Regions from separate parts of the Homo sapiens genome. Here all the other regions are linked to region 1. A link is a contact called in ENCODE Hi-C or POLR2A ChIA-PET data. All regions are on one chromosome and are shown on one strand. Each heading gives the region's core, a stretch centred on a gene start or an enhancer-like site at or near the end of the contact. The rest is flanking DNA. Distances are from core to core; before and after follow the strand shown. Region 1 holds the start of CLASP1-AS1 (CLASP1 antisense RNA 1). Region 2 overlaps LOC105373592 (a long non-coding RNA gene). Region 3 overlaps LOC105373592 (a long non-coding RNA gene).

Region 1 (3,598 bases), core at 573-3,072:
CTCCTGACTCCCCAGACACCACAGCTCCCTCTTTTCAGAGAATTGGAGAGTCGGTTACATAAATGAGCTGAAGAGTCTAATGGATTAAAACTAAGTATATTAGATTCAATACCCCCATGTTAAATCCACTAATTTACTCATCTCATAGTTTTGTGACTTATTTAAATATCTTGCATGGGGAAACAGATTGAATGCTGTGAAAATTTTTATCTGTAATACATCAGCTTAAGTCTATGGAGTCACACCATTTGTGCAAGTACACACACACACCCTCGCACGTGCATGCACGCGCACTGGCCAGCTGACCTCAAAACACATCTCTTGCCCCTACCTGGGGATTAGCAGCTTGATCCATGATCTTTAGCAGCAGAGTTTGGTCCTGCTCCCTCACAGAGTCTTTAGCATCTCCTAGTCTGTCTATTAGACTTGGCAGCACTGAAAATCAAAATGGAAACTGATCAAATGAAACCCTATTTGGGGGTCTGTGGTCACCAAGTATTCCTATCTCAATTATGTGGGAAGACAAACCCCTGACCTAAATGATGTATCTCATTCTAAAACCACTCATCTTTGCTCACAGCTCTACTCTCCTTGCTGAAGTCCATGAAAGTCACCAAAAGAGTCTGCAAAATCCTTTGCATGGACAGATACACTATTTGTCTTCCTCCTTACCCCACGTTCCTCCAGCCAGTTCCCAACGTATTTGTAAGCTGATAAAAATGGAAGACCTTGAGAGGAAGAGTCAACAGAAAGGAAAATTTAGGTAAAACACAAGGAGAGGGGCTCCAGTATATGTGTTTGGGGGTGGAAGGAGTGGGCACTTATGAATAAATCTTAAGTTTCATCACTATTGTGTATTTTTAGTTTTACATCACGCCCATACACACATGAGACAGAGCCCAGCTCTCCATCTTCCCCGACATACCCAGGGTGGACCCTCCCACCAGTGGTCCAAGTGCACCTGTAGACCAGAGATCAGCTTATTTTAAGAGTTTGTAAACCTCTATTACATGAGATATCCCTGAATAATTCAGCTAATTTAGGAGGAAAATGGAACACTATTAAAATATCAAATGTCTAAAAGTAAAAGCTTTTTTTAAATTTGTAAACAGTCGGTGCTCATGACCTTTTCAGAAGGAGCATATTGGTCGGAAAGTTAACAGTAAAGAATACATGTGTACCAACGTAAAACAGAGAAATTCCATAAGGAAATGGTTGCATAGAGATGCTTAGTGTTTATACTACCCCCATGAAACACCGGAGGTCAGGAATTTAGAGGTATTTAAATCTATGAAATCTGTGGGTTTTGTTTCATTTTGCTGACATACTGTTTTCCCTTCAAAATAAGAGTGAACATTTACTATACATTTGTAATGACATTTACAATCAAGGTGAAAATAGTCATGCCAACCATAATCATCTGGAGAAAAATACAACTGGCTTGGTTTTATAGGATTTCTCAAGGAAAACTGCCTCTCATTAAAGGGGACCGGGGTCAGGGTAAAATATGACTTGGTTGGCACTAAAGAGTGACAGCTAATTTAGCATAAGAAATAAAAATGGCACTAATATTTCATATTAGAACACGTATTACTAAGTTCCGTGTGAGAACACAGTGAAGCCAGTACAAAGGTATGGGGGAGGGTAAGGGCGCCCGCAGGCCCAGAGGCCAGGGGAGTCCAGCTGGAAGGGAAGGCAGCGGGGCGGCCGACCCAGGCTGCGAGTGCTTAGGGGGGCTGCGGGGGAGGGCGGGGACTGGCTGTTTGGGAGGAGCGGAAGGGAGGGAGAGGGGGCTGGAGGGGAGGCAGGGTGGCTGCCGGGAGGGTTTGGGAGCCGGGGAGGCCGAGGGAAGGCTGGGGGTCTGAAGGGGCCGGGTCCGCTCCACAAGTGCCGCAGCTCACCTGTGCCGATCTGCGCCTTGAACCGATCCTGCAGCCGGGTCACCAGGGCGGACAGGATGTCCATGCCCAGCAGAACCACCTGCAGCGGGAAACACCGGGAGCCTGTTAGCAGCCGGCCTGCGGGGCAGCGCTCCCGCCCACCCGCTCCGGGGAGGCCTAGACATTTCCGGCCCAGACGCAGTCCGAGAGTCCAGACGCATGCCGACTGGAGGACCAAAGAGATTAGCACGAAGAAGGATGATCTTCCACAAAAAGAGCTATGTACAGCTATAATGGAAAATACTCGGTGAGGAGAAACGAAATAAAAGGCAATACAGCGTAGCCAAACCCGGGTTAGCTGCGGGTGGAGTTCAAGAGCGCGCCGCGGTCCCGCCCCCGCCAGCCCCGCCCCGGCGAGAAAAGCGTATGCAAATTTTCGAGCGGCCGACGCGCGGTCTTCTGGGTAAAACCGAGCCGCCGCTTTTGCGACCCTTCGGGAGCCTCAGAAAACAAAGAATTGGGGTGTCGTCGAAAGCTGTGGAGGCTGGAGGTAAGCTAGCTACCAGACCGACTAGGGCGAGGCTCACGAATTAATTACCACAACCCTACCAGGTATTGGCGCTTCCTGCTTGCAGCCCAGGGACTTTCTATTATAACCATCCTTTTCTTGGGGTTGCGCTACTGTCCAATGAGCGCATAGTGAGGGCAGTACTGCTAACGCCTGAACAACACACCCGCATCAACTAGAGCTTTTGCTTTATTTTGGTGCAATTTTTGGAAAAATGAAAACCTGTTTTCATAGACTTATCAGTTCAAACAGCAGTAATTCGTAAATAAACTAGTACTTTGTGGTTAAACCAGTAGAGGGTGCACAAGACGCGTGGTTTTAGTGTCGCAAGTAAAGTTCTTTCAGTTTTTGCGGTGATTAAACGGGAAGGATTTCAACAGAACTTCACCCCTTTAACTTTACGCCGATCATCAACTGTTCTGTAACTTCCTTATGCTGAGTCAGCCCAGTAGTCTAGGTCAAGTTTCAATAGGAGACGAAGTTTCAGTAGGTCTTTGCACCTCACATAAAATGTAATCCAGGTCGGGCGCGGTGGCTCACGCCTGCAATCCCAGCACTTTGGGAGGCCGAGGGGGGCGGATCACGAGGTCAGGAGATCGAGACCATCCTGGCTAACACAGTGAAACTCCGTCTCTCCTAAAAATACAAAAAATTAGCCGGGCGAGGTGGCCGGCGCCTGTAGTCCCAGCTGCTCGGGAGGCTGAGGCAGGAGAATGGCGTGAATCCGGGGGGGTGGAGCCTGCAGTGAGCAGAGATCGCGCCACTGCACTCCAGCCTGGGCGACAGCGAGACTCCATCTCAAAAAAAAAAAAAAAATAGTAATCCCAGCACTTGGGGAGGCCGAGGCGGGCGGATCAGGAGCTCAGGAGATAGAGACCATCCTGGCCAACATGGTGAAACCCCGTCTCTACTAAAAATACAAAAATTAGCTGGGCGTGGCGGCGCATGCCTGTAGTCCCAGCTACTTGGGAGGCTGAGGCAGGAGAATCGCTTGAACCTGGGAGGCGGAGGTTGCAATGAGCCAACATCGGGCCACTGCACTCCAGCCTGGCGACAGAGCAAGACTCGGTCTCAAAAAAAAAAAGAAAAAGAAATGTGAAATAGTGAGCTTTTTGTGGAATGGTCCAATAGTCAGATTAAACCCTTCCTC
Region 2 (3,439 bases), core at 354-2,853, 380 kb after region 1:
TCAGACAGCTCTCCCTTCAGCCAGTCTCCACTGAATAGTATTCTGTTGTATATATGTACCACATTCTTCCATAGATGGGCTTCTAAATCTTGGCTACTGTGAATAGTGCTACAGTAAACATGGGAGTGCCCATGTCTCTGACTATCATATGGTGGTTCTATTTTCAATTTTTTTTTTTTTTTTGGAGACGAAGTCACTCTTGTCGTCCAGGCTGGAGTGCAATGGTGTGACCTCAGCTCACCGCAGCCTCCGCCTCCCAGGTTCAAGTGATTCTCATGCCTCAGCCTCACGAGTAGCTGGGATTACAGGCGCCTGCCACCATGCCTGGCTAATTTTTGTATATTTAGTAGAGACGGGGTTTTGCCATGTTGGTTGGGCTGGTCTCAAACTCCTGACCTCAAGTGATCTGCCTGCCTCGGCCTCCCAAAGTGCTGGGATTACAGGCATGAGCCACCGCACCTGGCAGTGCACATTTTTTGTTTTTGTTATTCTTGGAACACACGAGGAAATGTTGCCATGCTTTGCAATTTCAAAGCACCTTTACCTGCATTGTCTGATTTCATCCTCACAGTAACTCTATGGGAGGTCTTCAGGGAGCAGTATTCCCAAAGTTAGATAGAAACCTAGATTCCGAAGGATTAAGTGTCTTTTCCTAGGTCTCAGCCAGTGGCATGGCTCAGTCTTAAACCCAGGTCTCCCAGTCTTTTCACGTACGTATGGGGGTCTGAGAGATGCCCAGGAGACAGCTGGATGTGTGGATTTGGCTCACAAGGCAGAGGCCTAGGCTGCAGAGAGAGAGATAAGCCTCACCAGCAAATGTACCTTTTGCTTTTCTGATAAAAGGAGACATATGCAGCTGCAGCTGGCTTTGCCCATCTCCCCTCTCCTACCTTGAAGGCAGGTGTGATGTCTGGGGCTGTGGCAGCCATCTTGTCACCAAGAACTGGCAAGTGATGCCAGAGGCCCATTCACCAAAGATTGTGGTGTGGAGGCACAGGAGGCGCCAGTGCTGCTGAGTAGTTGAAATCCCATGGGCATCTGCTTACCTCTGGACTTCCTGTGATGAGGAAAACAAGCCCTGCTTTTCTAAGTCCCTATAGTCAGGTTTTCTTTGCTTGATGTTTCCCCGGGAGATGTAACACCTAGAGGGGTAGCATGAAGGAGAAAGAGCAAGTACACTAAAGAATGCAGACAGTGCTGCAAGAGTAGGGAGGCTGGATCTTCAGTGACCCGGGATCAACCTTGCACCCGCTACCACCAGGCTGTGTGAGGTAAACGGGAGCTGTCCTGGTGTGCTAAGCCACAGCTGGTCAGGTTTCTGTTACGGGTAGACAAAATTATTCCTAATTGTTACACCTGTCTTCCTTGGGTAAAATGCTAAATTGATTTATGAAATAAATTATATAAATGGACACACACACACACACACACACACCCATACACAGAGACAGTGTTGAAACAGAGAGAGGCAGAGGCGAAGGTGGGGTGGAGGAGTAAGGGGCAGTCTGGCTGGGACCAGCCTTCCTGGGCAGGCATGAGGAAGGCACAGCCTTGGGTCTCGAGGGAGCAGCTCCATCCTGGGAGCTCTGCCAGGCGCTGTAGGCACCGCGTCTTTCTGCCCCCACGGCTCCCTGCTACGTGCTGAAAGCCTTTGTGCCTGCTGCTGCTGTCTGGGCCTCACTGTCACCCCATGCTGTCCTGTGTCATGTTTCCGTCGTGGCTGACTTGCCTCTGCATGCTGAGCTGTGTGGCAATTTGTAACAAAGCAGGAAAGCCCTCTCTCCCCTTTCTGGGACGCCCTGTAATGGAGACCTGAGCTGAGTGGCTTGTGCACCAGTGAGGTGTCTCCTTTTGGTTTCTCTCGGAGCTGTCCCTCTGTCCTGAGCCAGATGCAGGTGCAGGAGGCTGGGCTGTGGGAGGACCAGAGAAGCAGCTGCAGTGCTGGGCTCAGGATTCCTTTTTGCAACCAAAGACTGGGGCTTAGTGCCTTCTTCTCAGGGTGAGCTGTTTTCAGGGAGGCTCCTCAGTTCCTTGGCAACAGGCATCGTCCTTTGGGCACCCCACTGATTTGTCAGGTTCGCTGGTTCACATCCGGCTGGGTCTTTCTCAGGAACCTCCTTAGCCTCCTAGGGAAACAGACTCCATTCAGCACCTCCTTGTCCACTAGACACACATTCCTGGGCCATCAGAAACCTTTTTGGCCACAACCCGTGCCCAAGATGCACTCCCGCTTCCAAGATGGAGAGAAGGAACACCTAACACTGTCATTTTTTTCAAAGTTTGGGCCCCAGGCCTGCAGCTCTCTTCCCTCCTCCCGGGTGCAGATTCCAGATCCTGCCCACACTCCTCCTAGAACGCGTCAAGTGGCTACCTGTGCAGAAGCTTCTTTGGGGCTTACTTGTAGAGCGTGAATCCCAGAATAGACACTTCCCTATGAAGGAACACAGATAATGGGAGAAGAAAAAAGATACCTCCTTACTGGGGCAGGTTTGCTTTGCCCAAAATAGCCCTGTAACCAACGTGCTTCTGAAGTGCCTTTTGAAATCTAGGAACATTTGTAGTATTTTACATTCAGCTTAATAATTTATTGATGTTTAATATTTCACAAGAGTAAGGCAGAAAACCTGATAAAATTTTCATATCTGCTATTATAAGCTAAATGGAACATGAGGCGCTTCCGGATGGTGCTGAGTGGCTGAGGCCCGGGGTACGCCCCACACCCCCTCCCATCACAGCAGGTCCAGGCAGCTAAGTCAAACTCCTCCATCCATTAATTTTCCCAAATGTCCTGTGCACTTGGGAGAGCTGGAGGCCTGGGGATGTCGTGAAGTTTAGTTGAGCAGCAAGACCTGCTTATGGTGTGATTTGATGAGGGCCAAGCATCTCCCCTTTCCCCCCAATTTTTCCTGCTGACCTGTTGTTGATTCCTGAAATGTCCATCATTAGAACAGATTGCACTCCTTGCAGGAGCATCAATACCTGTGAGAAGCGTAGCTTATAAATAATAATATAGCAAATCTGTGTCACTGTTCTCATATATAATTCATTAACTTCTCACAAGAATCCTGTGAGGTAGGAGCTCTTGTTATCCCCATTTTACAGATGAGAAAACTGAGACAGAGAGGAAAAGCTGATTTGCTCAGGATCATGCAGTAGCAATGAGCTGGAATTTGAATCCAGGCAGTCTCACTCCAGAGTCTGTGCTCTTAATCATTACACTGTTTTTCTTCTCTAAGTACAAATCAAATCAACAGTTGATGGTGTCTTCTCCAGGCACAGAGCTCTGGGCCACACACTCTGGAGGAGATAAAAGTGGAGGCTTCTCATCTGAGTGATGAGCCCAGTAGCACAGATGTGCTCGGAAGGCACTCTGGCCCTCCCCTTGCTAGCTGAGTGACCCGGGCAAATTACCTCATCATTCAGAGCCAAAATAATATCT
Region 3 (3,459 bases), core at 639-3,138, 440 kb after region 1:
ACTGGAAGTACTTTAGGGAAAGTTGATTGTAAGACTAAATCCCTCACAGTGGTTAATCATGCTGCATTATTTACTTGAAATTATCTAAGGGAGCAGATCTTAGTGTCCTTACTTCCCTCCCGCTCCCTACACACACACGAATGGTAACTGCTTGTGGTGAGGATGTGTTAATTAATTTGGTAATCAGGACACAGTGTATACGTATATAAAATCATGCAGAACACCTTGAATATATACTATTTTCCTTTCTTTTCTTTTCTTTCTTTCTTTCTTGTTTTTTTTTTTTTTTTTCTTTTTGTGAGACGGAGTCTCGCTCTGTCGCCCAGGCTGGAGAGCAATGATGCGATCTTGGCTCACTGCAAGCTCTGCCTCCCAGGTTCAAGTGATTCTCCTGCCTCAGCTTCCCGAGTAGCTGGGATTACAGGCCCCTGCCACCATGCTTAGCTGATTATTGTATTTTTAGTAGATGGGGTTTCACCATGTTGGCCAGGCTGGTCTGGAACTCCCGACTTCAGGTGATCCACCTGCCTCGGCCTCCCAAAGTGCTGGGATTACAGGCGTGAGCCACCACAGCCAGCCTGATTCAGCTTTTTAGAGAAATATGGGCCATCACGCCTGTAATCCCAGTACTTTGGGAGGCTGAGGTGGGTGGATCACGAGGTCAGAAGATCGAGACCACCCTGGCCAACACGGTGAAACCCTGTCTCTACTAAAAATACAAAAAAAAAAAAAAATTATGCCACTGCACTCCAGCCTGGGCAACAGAGTGAGACTCCCTCTCAAAAAAAAAAAAAAAGTAGCATGACAGACGCAGCTAATGCTCCTTCATGGAACCTGGCATAGTCTCATCACTTTCTATCTCACCTTAGAGGTAAGCTGCATCCTGAGCTTGGTGCTTACCAGCCATGTGTGTCTTCCATGTGCACTAGTATCTGTGTATAACAGACAACACATACTATTGCTTTGCAGCTTACAATGTTGCTGCAAACGAATGGTATCACATATCACACTAGCCATATCCTCCTGAACCTCGTTTTGTCCCTTCAGCCCTGTTGTTGGGATTTCCATATATGAATAGCTTTCCATGTATGAATGAAATAAAGATGAGGTATACCTCAAGCCATTTAGCCATTCTCCTGGTGATGGACCTTTAGGATGTTTGTACCATCTTTGATATTGTAAGCCAAGCTTCTGGGAATATTATTGTCCAGACATCTTGTTGTGTGTGTTAGTGAGAGCTTCTCTACTGAATATTCCTAGAAAGGGAATTGCTTTCTGGTTATCAGCTTCTCAGGGTACAACAGCTACTTTTTAGGTGAGTTTTTGCTTCTCCACATTCTCACCAACACTCAGAATTATCAGGGATTTTCCCACTCTCTTTGCTGTAAAATGGTGTCTTATTGTTTGAATTTAAGTTTTCCCAATTCCTTGTGAGGCTGATATCTTTCCCTGTTTCTGGCCATTTGTTTTCCTCTTCTGGGACTTATCTGTATTTCTCGTTTTTGCCTAGTTTTTATTTTAATTGTGTTTTTTTCCTAAAAAATGTTTTTTCCTTCAGTTATTGCCTTTGTTTTTTGATGCTGTTTATGATGTTTTTTGTTACAAGAAAGTTTAAAAAGTTTAATGTGTTATGTTTACCAAAATTCTCCTATGTGGGTTATGCTTTTTGTGATTTCTTTACAAAGGCTTCTCTACGTAGGAGTTAAAAAGATAGCCTATTTTTCTCATAAAAGTTTAAAATTTGCCTTTCTCCATTTAGGCCTTGTGAAATAAAACTAAAATAAGACTCCAAGCTCTCTGTGATTAATAGAGACAGGCTCCCTGTGAATAATAGAGACGCTTCCAGTTTAAAAGCAGAACCAGGCAGCGATGCGGGCTGATGAAGAATGGTCACATGTCCTTGGTTCTCAGAAAAACCAGCTCCTGACAAACATTTTGCTTTATATCCCCGAGCCAGAACAGTTCCTATAACCAGAGCCAAAATAAACTGCTTCCAGAACATTCTCTTCCCCACTCCAATCCAGTTGTTTGAAAGAAACTTCTGGTTTTAGGGTTGGAAACTACTCAATCAGAGCTCGAATATTTGGTTCCATCTGAACTGAACAAGTTTGAATCCTTTTTAGAACAAATGGACCTGATTGAGAACCTGGGCAAGAACATTCACTCCCTTTGCTCTTCAGCGAGCACACTTTCACTCGTACTGAAGTCTGAGCCTCCCTAATCTGCAGATTGCTTTCAGGAAGGAAAGCTCTCTTTTCCCTCTGCAGATCTCATGGTATTTTGTTAACAGTCTTTAATTCTTCTGGGGTTATTTTTGTGGGCTGTTAGAGATGAGAATCTGATTTTATTCTCTTCCATTTAAGTTATCAAATGTCCTAGCACCATTTATTGAACAATCTGTCTTTTCCTTAGTGGTTTGCAAAGATGCCTCTGTCATTTGTTAAGTCTACGCACACGCTTGCCTGCCTCCTCCACCGGGTTACAGCTGAAGAAACTGAGTCCTGGAAGAGGTGAGCAGGTTGCTCAATGCCCTGCAGCTGTGGCAGCCTTTCCAAACCACACCACAGGGAAGAGGAAGTGCTCTCTGCTGGGATTTTCTTCTCATCTTTCTCTTCTTTCCTCCCTTCCTTCCTGCTGTCTCTTGTCTTTCTTCCTGCTCCCTTTTTCCCTTGTATTTCTTTTTTATCGCAGATAGGCTTATGTTTCAGCTTCAAGTCCTGTTTTTGTGCATGACGCAGCCATCAGAACACAGCTATTCTTCAAGCAAATGTTTTATCAAAAATATGGCTAGGTATATCACATTTCCTTTTCCTGAGCATGGGCTGGCTGGGCTGACCTCTTTTCCATTTAGAAGAGACAGATAGTTGGGGCTATTAAAATCTACAGCACTTTTCTTTGGCTCCTGGTGATTCATGGCTACTAATCCCTGTGGATATGTTTTTATTTTCTTGGATATATTGGATGTGCAGGTGGTATATATTGAAAAAGCCTGTTGTTTATTGACATGAGCCCAGTAAAGACTCTGATTAATCTAAAAAATAAATAGAGAAAAGTGGAAGGTCACACTCTGGATCAAGAGCTCCAATTATATCCTTGATCCCTGAGTTATTTATTTCCAGTTGAGAGAAATCCTCCCTGTGGAGGCGTCAGGAGATAGATGAAGATTATTAACAGGCGAATGTGTGCGGGACTCCTTTTCCAACCCTTTCCTATCCTTGCTGGCCAAATGTGCCTTCTCTAACTCACCATTTTGGGGACACATCTAGCATTTTCTTTTATAATTCTCTTGTCTTCAGTTGTTTTCAATGGCTTGGAGATATTCTGTCCTTTCCCTACAGCCCTGAGGCACCCGGAGGGTTGCCTTTTTAGGTTTGCCTGTGACTCGGAAGGGTTGGATGTGCCTGGTGAGGTTCCCCCAGGGAATTTAGGACAGTTTCTCAGCTGCCCACATCCATGGAG

The links. Hi-C counts contacts between places; a loop is a spot of excess contacts on that map. ChIA-PET counts read pairs that join two places held with the same protein, here RNA polymerase II (POLR2A). Pooled maps may share reads with other maps.
Region 2: a loop to region 1 is called in a map with no recorded cell type, with 3 times the contacts of the local background. The contact joins the enhancer-like site here to the promoter of CLASP1-AS1 in region 1. A Hi-C loop is called at or near these places in 2 of 37 single-sample maps with no recorded cell type and 4 of 50 pooled maps. POLR2A ChIA-PET finds 5 or more read pairs at or near these places in 2 of 52 experiments (activated CD4-positive, alpha-beta T cell and activated naive CD4-positive, alpha-beta T cell).
Region 3: a map of CD4-positive, alpha-beta memory T cell shows a loop between it and region 1 (5-fold over the local background). The contact joins the enhancer-like site here to the promoter of CLASP1-AS1 in region 1. A Hi-C loop is called at or near these places in 4 of 168 maps with a recorded cell type or tissue (CD4-positive, alpha-beta T cell, CD4-positive, alpha-beta memory T cell, GM12878 and 1 more), 2 of 37 single-sample maps with no recorded cell type and 8 of 50 pooled maps.

Annotation. Positions count from the first base shown.
Region 1 is chr2:121,528,346-121,531,943 of GRCh38, forward strand. CLASP1-AS1 (CLASP1 antisense RNA 1) reads left to right here and starts at 1,823. Exons shown (of 2, transcript XR_001739683.2): 1 at 1,823-2,430. It overlaps CLASP1 (cytoplasmic linker associated protein 1), which reads right to left. Exons shown (of 41, transcript NM_001395891.1): 3 at 1,902-1,980; 4 at 332-435. RNU4ATAC (RNA, U4atac small nuclear) reads left to right here and starts at 2,535; the gene lies at 2,535-2,664. RefSeq lists a silencer at 1,693-1,892 and an enhancer at 2,083-2,212.
Region 2 is chr2:121,906,433-121,909,871 of GRCh38, forward strand. All of the region lies in intron 1 of LOC105373592 (a long non-coding RNA gene), which reads left to right. Among named protein-coding and RNA genes, the nearest start is that of LINC01823, 120 kb to the left of the region's middle. Within about 2 kb of position 1,604, at least 2 of the 41 ENCODE cell types and tissues checked have a DNase peak (open chromatin) inside an H3K27ac peak, as active enhancers do.
Region 3 is chr2:121,967,408-121,970,866 of GRCh38, forward strand. All of the region lies in intron 2 of LOC105373592 (a long non-coding RNA gene), which reads left to right. Among named protein-coding and RNA genes, the nearest start is that of LINC01823, 180 kb to the left of the region's middle. Within about 2 kb of position 1,889, at least 9 of the 41 ENCODE cell types and tissues checked have a DNase peak (open chromatin) inside an H3K27ac peak, as active enhancers do.